Linked DNA regions of Mus musculus: region 1 is linked to region 2. Evidence: chromatin loops called from intact Hi-C (ENCODE). Cell type or tissue: gastrocnemius. All regions are shown on one strand. Each heading gives the region's core, and the rest is flanking DNA. Links, peaks and the distances in the headings are about the cores only.

What was found. A loop is a pair of places that touch in the nucleus more often than their neighbours do. Peaks named below come from ENCODE experiments on the same cell type or tissue, not always from the same donor. Only the 100,000 strongest peaks of a DNase experiment are listed, where the experiment ranks them.
Region 1: it touches region 2 in a loop (3-fold over the local background); 3 of 42 quality-filtered maps call a loop at or near these places.

The regions. Positions count from the first base shown.
Region 1 is chr17:56,071,484-56,079,483 of GRCm38, forward strand. It overlaps Ubxn6 (UBX domain protein 6), which reads right to left and starts at 3,543. Exons shown (of 11, transcript NM_001379361.1): 1 at 3,353-3,543; 2 at 1,590-1,753; 3 at 1,237-1,301; 4 at 918-1,046. The coding sequence starts at 3,435. In gastrocnemius, for the core only: a CTCF peak has its summit at 3,667; DNase peaks (open chromatin) are centred at 3,199, 3,582, 7,095 and 7,942; H3K4me3 peaks cover 2,815 bases; H3K27ac peaks cover 2,740 bases.
Region 2 is chr17:55,953,871-55,964,144 of GRCm38, forward strand. Ebi3 (Epstein-Barr virus induced gene 3) reads left to right here. Exons shown (of 5, transcript NM_015766.2): 2 at 19-148; 3 at 433-611; 4 at 2,315-2,469; 5 at 2,752-3,152. The coding sequence ends at 2,907. Yju2 (YJU2 splicing factor) reads left to right here and starts at 5,317. Exons shown (of 8, transcript NM_028381.3): 1 at 5,317-5,391; 2 at 6,843-6,943; 3 at 8,149-8,293; 4 at 10,260-10,274. The coding sequence starts at 5,368. It overlaps Gm16712 (predicted gene, 16712), which reads right to left and starts at 5,531. Exons shown (of 3, transcript NR_108021.1): 1 at 5,264-5,531; 2 at 2,992-3,106; 3 at 901-2,497. It also overlaps a transcript of Zfp119b not described here. In gastrocnemius, for the core only: CTCF peaks have their summits at 3,432 (motif pointing right) and 5,413; DNase peaks (open chromatin) are centred at 2,471, 3,455, 5,268 and 5,503; H3K4me3 peaks cover 2,510 bases; H3K27ac peaks cover 2,036 bases.

The DNA.
Region 1 (8,000 bases), core at 1-8,000, 120 kb after region 2:
CCAAGAGGATGAAACCACAAGCCAAAGGATGTGAGGCCTCTAGCAGCTGAGGAAGACAAATCTGGAGGCTCCATTAGGGACTACCCTTCTAACCTGAATTTAGATCAGCAAGTCTCGTGTTGAACTCCTTACATCAGAGCTCAAGATAGGAACGTGCACACCTGAAGCCACCAAGCACTGTCGAAGCTGGGCACAGGTGTGTACATGTCCTCATACTCCCAGTTTTTCTTTTGTGTAGCAATACGCTTGCCCAAGGTTCATAATCCTCCTGCCTCAGCAGGAAAACAGGAATGTACCAATATGACTCATTTTCTGAGTCTCCTATACCCTATGCCTCGTGAGGATGGGGTAGAAACCTTGCTAGGTATCGTGATCTGAATAAGATGGCTCTGACAGGCTCATCTACTGGGATATTTAGTCATTGAAGAGTGGCACTATTTAAAAGAATTAGAAGTCCGGGCGGTGGTGGCGCACGCCTTTAATCCCAGCACTTGGGAGGCAGAGGCAGGCAGATTTCTGAGTTTGAGGCCAGCCTGGTCTACAGAGTGAGTTCCAGGACGGCCAGGACTACACAGAGAAACCCTGTCTCGAAAAACCAAAGGAGGAAAAAAAAAATAGAATTAGAAGGATTAGGTGTGGCTTTGCTGGAAGTTTGTCACTGGGGGGTGGGTGTCTGTCACATCAGGATATGTGGCATTTAGCTACTCCAGTTGAGCACCATACCTGCCTGCCTGCTGCCAAGCTCTCTGCCATAACAAACTAAACCTCTGAAACTAAGCTATCCCCAATTAAATACTTTCTTTTGTAAGAACTGCCTTGACCATGGTGTCTCTTCACTGTAATAGAATAGTAGAATAGTGACTAAGACACTAGGGTTGATGGGCATGTGTCCAGTAGCTGGAACACGGGTCACTCACCGACAGGATGGCCTGCTTGATGTGGGCATCCCGCTGGTCCCTCCTCAGGGTGACACCTGTGAGCGGACAGATGAAGAACACACCAGGCACTGCCAAATGGGGAGAGATTTCCTCCTTGGGCTCAGGTACCTGAAGACAGAAGACAGGAGGCTCTTATAGCTGGACATATAGGCCCACGCTGTCACTCCTCCTTTCCAAGGGTCTGTCTCCTCCCCACTGCCACAGGTACTGCTCATATGCATGAAGCTCTCCCTCCCCAGGCTTCAGCTGCCTCCATACTGCCCGAGAACACTGGGCAGTCCCCAGCAGATAACCTTACCGAGTTGGTCCCAGGAGCTCCTGGATTGTTGCTGGAGGTGGCTTCGGCCTGAAGTTCCTTCCTCACTGAGAGTAGGAAGGGGTGATATGGACAGAGTAAGGACCCATCCTGAACCCAGAGGCTGAGCCTCTGGGTGCAAAGGTGGGAGTTGGGGGGTGGGGAGGGGGCTGGTCTGAGAGCTAGCAACTCTCCCTCCCAATGTCCAGGAGGTAGAATCTAGTCCCTGCTTCTCCAAGTCTCCATCCAAGCAAGAACTAATGGTGTCTCTGCCACATGGGACTCAGAGCTACCCTCTGGGGACCCTTTCCCATTGGATTCAGTCTGCCCCAGATGCCACCTAGAGCAGAACTCACCCTGGTTCCGGATGGAGTCCTGAGATGTAGGGCCCCGGGCTCGGGGCTGTTTCTGTTCCAGCCGGGCCAGGGCAGCAGCGGCAGCCATCTGTGCCTCATCAGTGGGGCCCTGACGGGGCTGCCGGAGGGCCAGCTGTGGTGACTTTCCTTTGGTGGTCTTCTCCCTGAACAGACATAGGGACCCAATTTTGCAAAACGGTGTATAGAGGAATTTTAATCAAGCAACATGTGGGAGGAATGCAGACATGCAACAAATCTTTAATCTCTCTTGCTGGAATGCAGACAGGTCCATAGTATGTATCTTTAATCCCTAACAATGTAGGTAAGGTTAGTTTGTAGAAGGAAGAAGTCATGTTTGAAAGTGGCATCTAATTGAGTGGCAGACAGTGACGAATCAGAAAAATTTGACAGAATGAGTCAGGGATAGATTACACCCAACTCTGAGAACAGTCAGGAAAGAGAGGACTCAAAAGGCAGCACAGAGAGAGAGAGTTGAAAGCAGTTCAGCCTGCCAGTGCAGTTCAGAGGCAGGTTGCAGCGAGAGAATGAGAAGGAACCAGAAGATTAGAAGAGACTGCCAGACTTAGTTTGAGTCCAAGCAGAGCACTTCAGTGAGAAATTGAGAGAAGCCAAATTGAATTAGTCAGCTTGGTTAATTAGATTGTACAGATGCTAGAAGCTTCCTGGGATAGTTGTTAGAACATGGATAATGCTCTGAGCTCAGCCCAAGCAGTGTGTTGTGTTCACAGAGCATGGTTGCAGCTCTCATCACTTCATCTGAGGAAATAAAAGTGACATTTACTTTTATAGATCACACACAGATCACGGACACTGGACCATCCCCTCCAACTTCTGGCCTGAGGATCCTTTGAACCTCCATGTTCCTCTCATCATTGAAACTGCCCCACTATTTGTAGCTGTACCCTGGTGTGTTTACCTCCCTTCTAGCCCTGGCTTGCAGGCCCCTCCTTCTCCTCACATTCAGCCCCAGTCGCTGGTTGTCATTTTCCTCCACATATACTTCCTGCAGACTACTCCCTGGTAGCCTGTAGCTGTCTCCAATCTCTACTTCACCCCTTCTGAGCAGCTCCAACATGCCTTACCTCCCTCTCCAGAACACAAAGTTCTCCGGAAAGAACTCCAGGAAAGTACTCCTGGAAGACCCGGAGTTGCCAAGGCCCCCACAGAGATCCCATCTTCACCTGTCACCCCAACCACTCAACAACATTCTGGGTCTGGGCCTCTCTGGTTTCCACACTCCTCCAAGATCCTTCTATAATCCTCTCTCACTCCCCAACCCCTCCCAGATTACCACACAACCTACAAAGAAGTCTTAACATCTCTCACAGACCTTCTTCCCACACCTTCTCTTAGGTCCTTCCTACCCACATTTCGCCAAGGCCACACCTTTAGGCGGCTCTTCTCTTAGCTAAATTCTGGGCATTGCCCCGTCCCTTCTCACCACCCAGAACCAAGAGTCTCTAAGCAGTGACCAACGCGCCCTGGCCACGACCGCCCACGCCTACCCTTAGCGCCCCGCCCACCCGTGCTACACCACACAACTGCCCTCCCTTCTGCCCCGCCCACCACTGCTACAACGCCCCGCCCTCATTGTAGGCTCCGCCCCTGCCTTACAATCTTCCACACCCCACCCACCAATCTACTCCTGCTAAGCATAGCCTAGAAAGACCCTGACACCCAACCGCCGGCCCTTTTTGCCCCCTGGCCCTCGCCCTCTCCGTCGCCCAACCAGCGTCACATACCCTGCGGAATCCGTAAGCTTCTGGCCGGGCCCCGCGCTCTTGAACTTGATGTCAGCCTTGATTTCCTGGAAGAACTTCTTCATGGCGGCAGCGGCCCGGCGGCTTGGGCCGCAGGGCGGAGGGCGCAGGGCCCGGGTGGATGAGGAGCAGGCGGCCAACCACCGGAAAGAAAATATCGCGGCGACGGAAGTCCCGCCTGGTTCACGTGACAATCGCCTTGCAGCACCTCGCGCGGGCGGGGCGCCATCTTCCTGTCTGCGGACGCCGTTGCCGGGGCGACAGGCTCGCCTCCCTTAAGACCGCAGCAGCCACCAGGGGAGCTTAAAGAGAGCATCCAAACAGCGAGCAGCCTAGAAGAGTACCCAGAGCTACTGGAACCAGGGTGGATGTCAGGAGTTCAAGGCCAGTCCATACTACAGAGAAAATGAGTATGAATGTACTGTGCATGAGCCTGAAATCTGCTCTGGGAGAGACAAGCTAGAAGGAGCCGACAGAGAGATTGGTACAGGCAAGGTCAAAGCAGAGACCGCAGTTGGTACAGGGCTTGCTCAACATGTGCAAAGCTGAGTTTAATCTCCTCCAACACTTCCATCTCGTGTGGTGTGTACACACAACAAAAAGTTGGATGCTCTGGACTCAGGCTTTTTAGAACACTACTGTTCATGTGAAAAACAGCCATCATCTAGATCAGAATCACTGTGACTGTGCAAGAGACCCCCAAAATCATATACTTCACTGTTAATGGTCACTCATTAGAAAGAAGGGGGGAAGTGGGTCATTGGACACAAACTTGAGATTCCAGGAGCTCTTCTGCACCCCCTGTCTGTGTGCATGTAATTCTACCCTAATGCGCATGGCATTGTGGTCTTTGGATCATGTAACTGAAGTGCCTATGGGCAAGCTTTCGTCTGTGTTGGTGTGAAATTTGTCAGAGATAAAGCAGCTTTGTGGGCTACCCAGGCTGTTAATAATTTTATTAGTTTTGCCAACCATTAGATCCAAAAATGCACAAAGCTGAAGGATGGGACACCCTGGTGATTTCAAGGAAACAAGCCCCATGGCTGGAGGAGAGCAATGGAGGCATTTGATGAGAACTGTGGAAGACAGGTTTCCAAGAGCTACAGTGAAGAGAGGAGTGGAGCACCTTAAAGAAGGCAGCCAGGATGTGGGCTGGAGAGATGGCTCAGCGGATAAGATCTTCTAGAGGTCCTGAGTTCAATTCCCAGCAACCACATGATGACTCCCAATCATCTATAATGGGATGCAGTGCCCTCTTCTGGTTTGTCTGAAGGGAGCAACAGTGTACTCACATACAAATAATTTTTTTTAAGATTTGTTTATTTATTTATTTATTTATTTATTTATTTATTTATTTATTATATGTATGTACACTGTAGCTGTCTTCAGACACTCCAGAAGAGGGCATCAGATTTTTGTTAGGGATGATTGTGAGCCACCATGTGGTTGCTGGGATTTGAACTCAGGACCTTTGGAAGAGCAGTCAGTGCTCTTAACCGTTGAGCCATCTCACCAGCCCCAACAAACCTTTTTGTTGTTGTTGTTGTTGTTTTGAGAGACAGGGTTTCTCTGGATAGCCCTGGCTGTCCTGGAACTCATTTTGTAGACCAGGCTGGCCTCGAACTCAGAAATCCACCTGCCTCTGCCTCCCGAGTGCTGGGATTAAAGGCGTGCGCCACCATGCCCGCCAACAAATAAATCTTAAAAAAAAAAAAAAAGGCAGCCAGGAAATGTTTAATAAATGTTCCAGGGCTGGTGAGATGGCTCAGTGGGTAAAGAGCACTGACTGCTCTTCCAAAGGTCCTGAGTTCAAATCCCCCGGCAACCACATGGTGGCTCACAACCATCCGTAATGAGATCTGATGCCCTCTTTTGGAATGTCTGAAGACAGCTACAGTGTACTTACATATAATAAATAAATCTTTTAAATAAATAAAATGTTCCAAGACATGGTATTTTAGTCCTTTGGCGGGGGGCGGGGGGGAGCCAGTCACTGGTGGCACATTCCTTTAAATCCCAGCACTCAGGAGGCAGAGGCAGGCAGAACCTGGTCTATAGATTGAGTTCCAGTTTCTTGAGAAAGAAAAGACAGAGAGAGAGAGAGAAAGAAAGAAAGAAAGAAAGAAAGAAAGAAAGAAAGAAAGAAAAAGATAGATTGTGGGGTTTTTTGTTTGTTTGTTTTTGTTTGTTTGTTTTTTAATTTGTAGACTTGCGTTTTACTATGGAGACCAAAATGGCCTTGAACTCACAGAGATCTACCTGTCCCTACCTCCTGAGTACTGAGATCATAGGTGTACACCACCAAGTTCCCCACTATATATGTCAGCGGGAAGGCAGCCAGAGAACCAAGAAGGAGCTTTATTCCTTTGAGACAGGGTCTCTCCCTGAACCTAGAGCTAGGCAGGACACAAACCCTAGCCAGCCATCCTTCATCTCTACCTCCCAGAATTCTGGGCAATTCTCATGCTTCCCTCCTGAATACTGGGAGGACAGGCTTAAGTGAGCCAGTTCTCTGTCAATTTTTTAGGTCCTGAGACGTCCCTACAGCCTAGACATGCCACCTTTATTAGTTTTCCTTTGAGATCATACATAGATTAAAAAAAAACCCACAAGAATACAAACAGTTCTTTATGTGTGAGTCCACATAAAGTGGAAGCTCCAGGAACCCCAAGGACCAGACACAGTCCAAGATACGGAAGTCACGTGCTGGTGAGACGGCTCAGTGGGGTAGGAGCACTTGACTGCTCTCCCGAAGGTCCTGAATTCAAATCCCAGCAACCACATGGTGGCTCACAACCACCCGTAATGAGATCTGATGCCCTCTTCTGGCATGTTTGAACACAGCTACAGTGTACTTATGTATAATAATAAATCTTTAAAAAAAAACTTTAAAAAGATAGGGAAGTCACTAACCCTTCCTGGCCCCATTGGACATGGTTCATTATGGACCCTATTTTACAGCTAGGGAAATTGAGACACTTGGTATCCAATGTATTTTTTACTCAGCATGGAATAGTTTGTGACATTAAGTACAGTAGGTAATCAACACTGTCAATAAGAGAAATAAGCATCATGGGAATGGGGCTTAGAGAAAAGCTCATCTTCTCTAGCATGCAAAACACCCAGATTCCATCCCCACCACCACATAAGCCTTTGGGAAATAAAGTCAGGAGATCAAAAGTTCAAATTTAGCCTTGGGTACATAGCTATTCAGAAAGTAGTCTGGGCTAAGACCCAGTCATAAAAATAAACAACTACTAAGATCAGTATACATTTAAGTAAAGTAAATATGGCTAGTGAAATGGCTCATCGAGTGAATTACTTTCCCCGTAAGCCTCAGGTGAAAAAAAAATGAGTGGTGGGCTCCACAAAGCTGTCCTCTGATTTCTACACACGCTGTAGCATGTGCGTGCATGCCCACACATAGCACGCAGATTTGTTTTGTTTTGTTTTGTTTTTGTTTTTCGAGGCAGGGTTTCTCTGTATAGCCTTGGCTGTCCTGGAACTCACTCTGTAGACCGGGCTGGCTTCGAACTCAGAAATCTGCCTGCCTCTGCCTCCCAAGTGCTGGGATTAAAGGCGTGAGCCACCACTGCCCGGCAGCACACAGATTTTTAAGGCAGGGCACGGTGGCACACATGTTTGATCCAGAGCTGGGGAGACAGAGGCAAGAGTACATCTGTGAGTTCGAAGCCAGTCTGGTCTATATAAGGAGTTGTCCCCACCCCCCACTCACCAGTGAGGACAGCAGAGTGAGACCCTGTCTCCAAATAAAATTAAGAATAATTAAAATGGCTGGGCAGTGATGGCGCACGCCTTTAATCCCAGCACTTGGGAGGCAGAGGCAGGCGGATTTCTGAGGTCCAGGCCAGCCTGGTCCACAGAGTGAGTTCCAGGACAGCCAGGGCTACACAGAGAAACCCTGTCTCAAAAAAACAACAACAAAAAGAATAATTAAAATGCAAAATGTCAAAGTATAAAGGTGCTGTAAGTATAAAGTGAAAATATGTAATGTATTATAGACAACAAAAAAAGAAAAAAATTTTAAATAATGAAAGTAAACAAGTGAGCTCTGTCCCGCCCCCTTCTCAGCCCTGACCTTTCTTGATCACCGCCCCTTCCTCTGCCAACTCCTGGCGGGAGTTTGCTGAGTTCTGTGGAACTTGTCTTCATGTCCAGCCATTGGTCGAGCTATAGCCAATGGGCTTCATAGTTGCACTGATGCCCTTTTGGAAGGCTGTCGTTAATCCGTCTTCTACGCTGATTGGTTGTTTATATTTCGTCTGGCCGAGTCCAAAGGCCTGTTCAGTACTGTTATGTATGTTCCGGCCTCGCTAGGCCCCGCCCCATCACTGCTTGTCATTAGTTTCAGTCTTCCTTTCACCCACAGGCCACTGCCTCATGCAGCTCTTAAGCCACGCCCCTGTCAAGCCCCTGTCCGTTTTGCGTCTAATTCGTCTAATGCCCTTCACCCCGCCCCACATCCTGACTGCGAGCCACGCCCCTGAGCGATCCCCAACCTAAGCCCCGCCCATCATTCCTCTCTAGGCTCCACCCAGTAGCCGCTTAAACCTTTCGTCTTTTACCTCCGACACCCTCCGCCCCACCCACTGGCTCCTAGTCCACGCCC
Region 2 (10,274 bases), core at 1-8,000:
TTCCTTTGTCTCCTCCAGCTCTCGTGGCTCTAAGCCAGCCCAGAGTGCAATGCCATGCTTCTCGGTATCCCGTGGCCGTGGACTGCTCCTGGACTCCTCTCCAGGCTCCCAACTCCACCAGATCCACGTCCTTCATTGCCACTTACAGGTCAGAAAATGGAAAGGGTTTAGGAGGAAGCCAAGTATCAAGAGATTCCAATGTCCTGATCCACTCAGGGTAGGAGGCAGCCTAGGCCCCTTGGGAACCTGCTTCTAAAGCAACAGAACAAGTGTGGGGTGTGGGTATTCTAGGGAGTTCTTCAGAATCCACAGTCCCCAAGTCCCCCTGAGCATATCACCCCCTGAGCGTGACCCACAGTCAGCTGTGGGTGAGCTGGGGCCTCACGGGCACCCAGGTTCCTTTCGAGATTCACCATGGTGCTTCCCATGCAGGCTCGGTGTGGCCACCCAGCAGCAGAGCCAGCCCTGCCTACAACGGAGCCCCCAGGCCTCCCGATGCACCATCCCCGACGTGCACCTGTTCTCCACGGTGCCCTACATGCTAAATGTCACTGCAGTGCACCCAGGCGGCGCCAGCAGCAGCCTCCTAGCCTTTGTGGCTGAGCGAATCAGTGAGTGTCTGTCCTCCCTGCCCCTCTCCACCTGCTCCATCCCGTGGCTCCTCCCTGCCGCCGCCCCCCTACCCCCACCCACCTCTTGCTTTGTCCCTGCAGCTTCCATCCTTTGGCTCTGCTCCCGCCTCACAGGCTTCCTGTCGATGCCCCGGGGCCTTTGCATTGCTTCCTTCCTTGGCTTTCCTGGGTCTCTGCTCCAATGTTGGCTCCTCAGTGAGGCCTCCCCAAAAGTATATCATTAAACATAAGCAATAGTCACAGTTAAGAGAGGATGAAAGCCAAAGGTGGTGTACAAGTCTTTAATCCCAGAGGTAGGCAGATCTCTGAGAATTCAAGGCCAGCCTGATCTACAGATCATGTTCAATGCAAGCCAGGGTCACTCCTGAGCACCTGTCTCAGAAAAGAAAGCCAAGAACAAAAGCTGATGCAGGTCGGTGAAAGGCTACACAGCTCTCGAGGGTTTAAACCTGAAGTCTCGACATGATCGCCCAACTCCAATCCTAAGGATCTGCTCAACAGCAATAAAGCTGTTCCTCCCTACCAATCCTTGGCAACATCATTGCTGGCATCCAGAAGGCCAGTGCCCCGTGCGTTCCCATGGAGCGATGGGCACCCAGTGCTTATCTAGCGTTACTCAGCCCTAACAAAGAGAGAGTGGGGCTCTGGCACCAACAGCTGTGGCGGGACCTTGAGGACACTACGCTCAGTGAGCAACCCAGACTCAACCCACCCAGTGTGGGCTGCAGTACAGAGGAGTCTAGAGACAGGAAGCCTGAGTGCTGAGGACAGAGAAGGGTAGGAAGATGGCTTGTGTTGTCATGAAGGAGTGTTCCATAAGTAGGTGGAGTAATGAAAACGCTCTCTGCAGATGCACGGGATGTCTTCTAGCAGAGACTTGTGCTCTCAGAATTGTATCTCAGAAAAGCCCTTCAGCCTACTGGAGACTTGCACTTTTCTTTGCCTGTGCAACCCTTGTGACTTCTATCAGCAGTGATGAGAGCGGTCCAGCAAATGGTTTTTCCTTGAGCAGATAGACGAATGAAGGAATAAATGAATGCCTGCATGACAGATATCAAGTGGATGAGTGAATGATTTAGTAATGAATGAATGCATAATGAGTGAATGAAGGCAGAAATGACATGAGTGCATGCACACGAATGACTTAATGAATGAACGAATGAATGCATGAATGACTTAGTGAATGAGTGAATAAATGCACAACTGACATAATGAATGCATAATGAATACATGAAGGCCATGAGTAAATGAATGAATGACATGAGTGAGTGCATGAACGAATGAATGACTCAATTAGGGAGTGAATGAATGAATTCACAAAGGATACAGTGAATGACCTAATGACTGGGAAATGGATCCCTGAACGAATGAGTGTATAAACGATAAGCGCAAATGAATGAGTTAATGAATCCAGAAACAAATCTGCACTTGAATCAACCAATAAATAAATGTGTGAGTGAGATGGTGAGTAACTGAGTAGAGGAATGAATTAGTGAAGAATTTAGTGAATACGTGAACGAATGAAGTGTGAGTATGAATGAACGGCAGGACGGAGCAAATCCATGAATAGCTGTCTGAGGGCGAAAGCGAACATGTGAATGAATGAGAGTCACAAACGAAGACTTAGTGTGTGAGGGATGAACCGGCAGAGCGGACGCTGACCCCGGTCCTGCTCCCACCAGTCAAGCCGGACCCTCCGGAAGGCGTGCGCCTGCGCACAGCGGGACAGCGCCTGCAGGTGCTCTGGCATCCCCCTGCTTCCTGGCCCTTCCCGGACATCTTCTCTCTCAAGTACCGACTCCGCTACCGGCGCCGAGGAGCCTCTCACTTCCGCCAGGTGAGCTGCGCGCGCAGGGGGGCGTGGTCTGGAAGAAGGAGGAGCACAGAGGTGGATGCTGAGTGAGACTGGGTCCCACTGGGTAATCTCCTGTCTCCGCCTATCGCCTCTGTTGGAGCGTAGAGATTGTTGGTGTGATTCAGCAATAGACTTTACCTGCTTGCTGGGAATTCGAACTCACTGCAAGCTCTTTACCCACCAAGCCAGCTCCCCAGCTCCCCAATGCATTGTGGTCCTTCCCACCTCCTCCTTCCAATGGCCTGACACCCCTTCTCCCCACAGGTGGGACCCATTGAAGCCACGACTTTCACCCTCAGGAACTCGAAACCCCATGCCAAGTATTGCATCCAGGTGTCAGCTCAGGACCTCACAGATTATGGGAAACCAAGTGACTGGAGCCTCCCTGGGCAAGTAGAAAGTGCACCCCATAAGCCCTGAAGAGGGACTGGATCCTTGATATCAGACCCTGATGTCGTCTACTTGAGGGTGGCAGGGTGGCCTGTCCTGAGTCTGAATACTGACTTTCCATGTACTGGGCTGCTCCGAAGCACTGGATAATTCACTTGACTTCTTCAGACCTCAATTTCCAACCCTGTGGGATGATCTTTCTTCTTCTGCCGGTGCGGGGCTTTGTGAACTTTGTGATTTAATTAGAAAGACGGATTAAATAAGAATCATCATCATCGTGGTGTTTTGTTTTGTTTCTTTGTTTCTTTGTTTTGAGACCGGGTTTCTCTGTGTAGCCCTGGCTGACCTAGAACTGACTCTGTAGACCAATCTATCTTCAAACTCACCGAGATCGCTTGCCTCTGCCTCCTAAGTGCTAGGATTAAAGACGTGCACCACCACCCAATAGGAATTACTATTAAAATTAAGAATTCCTCTTTGCCCATTTTAAATTTTTAAATATTTTATTTTCAAATATAAGTAAAGGGTTATGTGCAGTGCCCACTGAGGCCAGACGAGGGCGCCAGAGCCCGTGAAGCAGGAGTACCGGTCCACAGGGTGACTGCTGGGTCTTCAGCTAGAACAGCCTGTGCTCCAGCACAGGAGCGCCTCTTTATCCCTGTCTGTCCATCATGTCCATGGAGTGAGTGACGTTGGGGCTTGTCTGTGTTTGTGTGCACACAGCACACCTCAAGGCCTCATACCTCCAAGGCTTCACCGACTGAGTCATCTCCACGGGCCCCCAAACAAGGCCTTCATGACAAAAAGAAGTTAATGTGGCTCGAGGGTCAGGAGCCTGGGGGGACACAGAATGGTGCTAGCTTCAAAAAGGAATTCCACATGGTACAGTGCATGAAGGGGGGCATGAAAGTGGGAGAAAGGGAGAGGATGGAGCAAGGTGCAAGGCCCTGCAAAAGGACATGGCACAGGAGCTACCTGTAGGAGAATGTTGGAGACACACCCCTAGCACCTGTTTCCTCAGCTAAGAGGAAAATAGGACAAAGCCCAGCCTTGTTGAAATGAGGATATCGAGGGTGGGGGTAGGGATGGAGGATGGTGGCAAGCTAAAGACCAGCCTAGAAATCCTGTTTCAAAAAGACCAAAAGAATAGGAGGAGGAGGAGCAATGGGGGCTGGGCTCAATGCTGGGGCTTGTCATATTTTGTAGGCACAAATAATAAATAAACAAATGTAAAAAACGAATACTAAGCCTGGCAGTGGTGGTGCATGTCTTTAATCCCCAACACTAGAGGCAGCCACAGGCGCATCTTTGTTGAGTTTGAGGCCAACCTGGTCTACAGACTGAGTTCCAGGACAGCCAGCACTACACAGAGAAACCCTGTCTCAAAAACAAAAACAAAACAACAGCAAAGATACTATTTTTTAAAGAAAAAAGTAAAAAGAGTTGGGCACAGTGTCTCTTATTTGTAAACCCAGCACTTGGGAGTCAGAGGGAGGGGAGGACTACTGAGTTTTCAAGGTCAGCCTGGATTACGTGGTGAGTTCCTCTCTCATAAAAGAAGAAACGCACCGGGTGGTGGTGGCACAGGCCTTTAATCCCAGCACTTGGGAGGCAGAGGCAGGCAGGTTTCTGAGTTCGAGACCAGCCTGGTCTATAAAGTGAGTTCCAGAACAGCCAGGACCACACAGAGAAACCCTGTCTCGAAAAAAAAAAAAAAAAAAAAGGAGAAGAAAGAAGAAACGCACGCGCGCACGCACACACCACCACCACCACCAACAAAACACAATGAAAACCAGGCAGGTCACTGATTCCAGGCTTGCAGTAAGATTGTTTCAAATTTAAGGCCAAGCTGGACTGCAGAGTCTGCTCCAGGCCAGCCTGGGCATCTTAGTGAGAGGCTACCTCCCAGCATTAGAGCGCTGGGTGGTGTTTTCTGTGGTAGAGTGCCTGCCTGGCATATGCAAAGACCCTGGATTCCATCCCCAGCAGCAGAAATAAAGAAACTTAAGAAGAAGGAACACCAGAACGGGACATGGTGGCCTTTAATTATTTGGTCCCAGAACTCACAAGCAGGAGGATCTCCTTTAGTTTGTGACCACCCTGAGCTACATAGTGAGTTACAGGACAGCCAGGGACACACAGTGAGACTCTGACTCAAAAAAACAAACAGCATTGTTGATCAGAGTTAGGAGAGAAAATGTTATTATCCCAGGCAGCTTTCTCCATCCTTTCAGTGTGCTAGATAAGCGCACACAGGATCCACATGTCCCGGAACCTTTATTTCGGGTTTCAACTACCGGCACCCGGAAGGGAACGGAAGCGCACTCCCGACTCGGATCGACAAAGATTGCAGCCAATGAGAACGATGAAGCGGGTAGGCACCAACCAGTGAGCCGGCTTAGGAAGTGGCGACACTGAGGCGCTGAATCGGAGAAACTCCCCGTAGACTGAGGACCGCTTCTTCGCTTGTTCGCTGGACAGGAAGCGAAAATGTCGGAACGGAAAGTTTTAAACGTAAGTGCTCAGAGTCTAAATGTTCCTACAGAGGGTGAAGTGTGCGAGGGCTCCGGGCGAGGCGTGCTTCCTTCCGGTCATTTCCTTTTGCAAGCCCCTCTCGCGCACACGCACGCACACGCACGCGCGTCTTCCAGTCGGGCGGGAGCTTTCCAAACTCTTGCCAATCACATTTTTGGGGGCGGTCGTTAGCTTCCCCCTCTCCCCGCCCCCCCCCCCCCAGCTTCGTGAGTAACCAATCATCACCAGGGAAGCGGAGCTTCTGTCACTTTACCCAATTGGGGGCAGGACTGCTTCTTTGTGGGTTTTCCCCAGATCAGATCAGGGGATGTTGTTGGTCACCTCAGTTCTTCCCGGCTTTTGTTGAATTAATATCCGAAACCTTTTGCAGAGATGTCTACATCATGTTGGGGTTTCTGGGGTGACTCAGTCTCCACTCTTGGAAAATTTTGCTCTCCATTTCCTGGATCTGTTTTTTAAATGTTTGCTTTGGGTTAAGGTTTCACTGTACACAGAAGGCCCAGAATGGCCTCGAACTCACAGACCAAAAGTTTGTACACCTAAGATGGGCTATATTCACTTTTTAAAGGATTAGTTTTATTTTCACTTTATGTTTTTCCTTCATGTCTGTCTGTGCAGCACGTTTGTGTGCACTGCCCAGGCTGACTGTAAACTCACAGTTCTGCATCAGCCTCCTGAGTGCTGGTATGACAGTTGTACACCATCATTCCCGTCTACCGCCTGAATTAGCAAAGCTTCCTCTCTCGTGAGCCTGGTTGCCAGTAGGTGTCAAAAGCAGAGCCTCCTTGTTGGTGGTCCACATAGCTTCTTTTTGGGGGAGAGGGGAGTTGTCTCTCTTCAGCCCCCTGTCTCAAATTCCCGGGTGCTGGGTTTGGACATTGGCATGCCAGTAACCCAGAGTGGTTGTCCCTGTGCGCCTCACCCCAGCCTCCCAAGCACACAGAGAGGCCAGAGCCTGTTCTCCCCAAGGAGATTCACTGGCCAGATTTTGCCCTGGGATGGTGCCCTGCAGCCTGTGTGGTACCCTAGTGCAGGTTAGGCCACCATTGACAAGGTCTGATTTATGTCGGGCCTCCATTTCCTCATGAGTGTCTAGAATCTTATCATGTGATAGGCAGCAGGGGTCCACCCTTACTGCAAACCCTGGGCCTCTAGAACCTTCCCTAGAAGGCATGTCACAGCGTAGGAAAGTGACCCACCACACTATATAATTTGTGTTGGAAGCTTGTGCACTCCTCCCTGTCCCAACTTCTCTTCTCATGACTGTGCTTCAAACAGCTCATGTCTGGAAAGGCTCCAGCAAGCTGAATCCTGAGCAGATAGATCCCTTAAACCAGAGTATCCTGCGTCTGCTAACATGGCTCTCAGACCCCATTCCTGCCCGTATGGGACCTGAGCACCAGAAAACAGCAACGCCCTCTTCTCCACAGAAATACTACCCACCTGACTTTGACCCATCGAAGATCCCGAAACTCAAGCTACCCAAGGACCGGCAGTATGTGGTGCGTCTGATGGCCCCCTTCAACATGAGGTGAATCCCTGGGGACATGAGGCTGGAGGCTGATTCTCTGGAGAAACAACAAACAAAGATAATAGTTCCCACCCTCACAGAGTCCCCAACCCCTATCTCAGTAGAAAATCAGAGTGACACTTGGCCCTGCAGGATTTTGGACCCTCTAGTGGCAGCCCTCCTCCTGCCCAGGGCCTTTGCACCACCTATGGCATCTGCCTGCAGATCTCTTGTAGCCAGCTTCTCTGACAGAGCCTGTCTCCCATCTCATCCCAGGCAGGCTGCCAGCCTCCTCTTAGACCTTCACCCCCACTTTCCTGGGTTCAACCAGCTTTGAACCAGACAGTTATTCACACTTGACTGTGTGTGAGAATCACAATCCTGTAAGTCACACCTGTACAGTCACTGAGGATGGAGAAGCTGTCCGTGTGACTAATTGATTATATCTTGTCTTCATTTCTTTGTTTGCTCCTGTCTTAGACACTGTGAACATGGGAGCTCTTAGAAGAGAAAGCATCTAATTGGAGTTTGCTTACAGTTTCAGAGGGTTAGTCCATTGTCACCATGGTGGGGAACATGGCAGTCATGGTGCTTGAGAAGTAGTTGGAGACTACATCCTGATCTGCAGGCAGAAAGAGAGAAACACCAGATGTGCTGTGGGTTTCTGAAACCTCATAACTCACCCCTAGTGACACTTCTCCAGCAAGGCCACACCTCCTAATCATCTTCCTCCTCCCGACCCCCCAAGACTCCTCGGTGACTAAGCATTCAAATCTATGACTCTTAGGGACCATTCTCATCCACACCACCGCACTCCTCTGCAGGCAGTTGTCAGGCACGTATCATTGATGGGGCGAGGGGAGCCTCCTGACCCTCAGAGGCTGGTGGGGAGTGGGAGTCATACCCATCCTCTGTAGTAACACAAGGACACATGAGGCAGGCAGGGCAGGTGGTCTGCCAGCCGGACAGTCAGGGAAGTGTTAGAATCTCAGGCTGCCAGGACAGCAGAGAAAAGGCCCTGAGGTAGGACTAAGCCAGAGGTGTTTGTAGGTACAGCAGTAAACCAGGACAGGAAGTGGGGGGAGCAGCCAGGGTCAGGATTCTGCTGTCCCCTTGGCAGTTCTCAGAAGCTCCATACACCCAGTCCCTCCTACCTATAAGGTACATATGCTGCCACTGGGTGCTAGAGCAGAGGACAGACACTCACGCGCCTGCCCCGGCTGCAGGTGTAAGACGTGTGGAGAATACATCTACAAGGGGAAGAAGTTCAATGCACGAAAGGAAACAGTCCAGAACGAGGCTTACCTGGGCCTGCCAATCTTCCGATTCTACATCAAGTGCACGCGCTGCTTGGCCGAGATCACCTTCAAGGTAGGGGCTTCATTCATTCGCTTTCCCTCTGTGAACACTCCACAAAAGGGCAGAGTGTTGGGAAGGTGCTTGCAGCAGAACCACACACAGAAAAGCCTGCCCACCTGCATGTGTGCAAGGTATGGGATATGTTGCGGGGTCAGGAAAAAATCATGTTGTTCTGGGCCTTGCTTGTTGCTTTGCTTCGACAGTGTCCTGTAGCACAGGCTGGACTCAAACTCCGATGTACTCGGGTGACTGTGATCCTGATCCTCCGGCCTCCACCTCTGGGCTGCTAGGACGGCAGCCTTATGCCACCACATCTGGATAAAAGTCATGATTTTCTTCTGTTCTTTCGTGTTTCTTGGGATGGAGGTCAGAGCTTCACATTCTCTAGGCAAATGTTCTTCCTGAGCCACTGCGCAAGCACAAAAGCCTGAGGACTTGGGGAAAGCTAGGAGAGGAAAAGCACTCTTCCTGTCGGCACCACTGGAGGCTGTGGGGTTTTGGGTTGGTTTAGATTGGGTTGGGTTTTTTTGGTTGGTTGGTTTATTTGGTTGTTATTTTTTCACTATAAGCTTTAACCTAAAAAAAAAAAAAAAATAGGATTTGGAAAAAAAAAAAAAAAAAAGCCGGGCAGTGGTGGCGCACGCCTTTAATCCCAGCACATGGGAGGCAGAGGCAGGCGGATTTCTGAGTTCCAGGACAGCCAGGGCTATACAGAGAACCCTGCCTCGAAGAAAAATAGGAAAAAAAAATAGGACTTGATTAAAGTGAACAAAACATAAGCTTGAGGAAGTTACAGTTTATTTTACATGTGTCACGTTTGTGTGTCTGGTGCCCAGGAAGACCACAAGGGGTGGGCTTAGGTCCCCAGCCACTGGACTTACAGAGTTTGTGAGCCACCATGTCAGCACTGGGAACTGAACCAGCTCCTCTGCAGTGGCAGCCAGGATCTAGCCCCTCATCCCCTTATTTTTGATTAAGGTCTTCTGTAGCCCAGGCTAGCCTCATTCACTTCATGGCCCCCTGCTTCCACCACCCCGACAGACACACGGCACGTTGGGTCATCTGTGTAGTTTGTAAGCAAGAAGATAAAGCTAGATGAGCACACAGCGCAGGGTCACTTTGTGTTTCTGCCTCAACCCTGGGGTGTCGCAATACTGCGGGATGTGCTGCTGCTCAGGGGAGGTGAAAGGCAGCGGTGTCAGGCTGAGTCTCTTCCTTGCCGCTGGGCCGCCAACACAGCGCTCAGGGAAAGTGAAACAGAGTCTACGATGGGATCCACAAGCCCACAGTGAGCTCCGGAGGGGAGGATCCCACTTGGCTGAGTGCCAAATGTAGAGAGGGGCCTCTTCTGGAGACTTAGGCATGGCCTGTATGATGAAGGTTTCCTTTCCCCACCCGCACCCCGTGGCAGTCCTTGATGAAGGGCTTGTCCAGACTGCTTTATTCATGCCAGATGGGGATGCTTACATCTCACTCAGCGTGAACCAGAGATTAAATACCTTTTGCAGAAAGGGATGCCCAGGAAGGGAAACTCATTGACTAAACACTCCAGGCCTATCTTGATAACCTCATTAACATGAAGAACTCAAGGAGTTTTGGGTTTGGTTTGGTTTGGTCAGGAGCTAGTTTGAATTCCCACTGTTCTCAATTATAAGATTTACTGGGGTTCTGAACTTGCTACAACCTTACCAGCTCTTCTGTCTGGTGGCACTGCCCACTGCCTCACAGCCCAGAGGTGTACTAAGGGCACAGATGGAGGGGGATGCACTAATAGTGTACACAAGGGGATAAGAGTCCATGAGGGAGTCAGGTGTTCTTTGTTATGGCTACAGAATGTTCCAGAGGGTGTGGGCATTAGGAGGAAGAAAGGCCCACAGCCACCAAAGGAGTAAGCACAGATACTGGTAGAAGGAATGGAGAAATGTACATGAGGGGCTCAGGCTGGCACCCGGCAGCCATTTCTCCCCTGCCCTAACAGACGGACCCAGAGAAC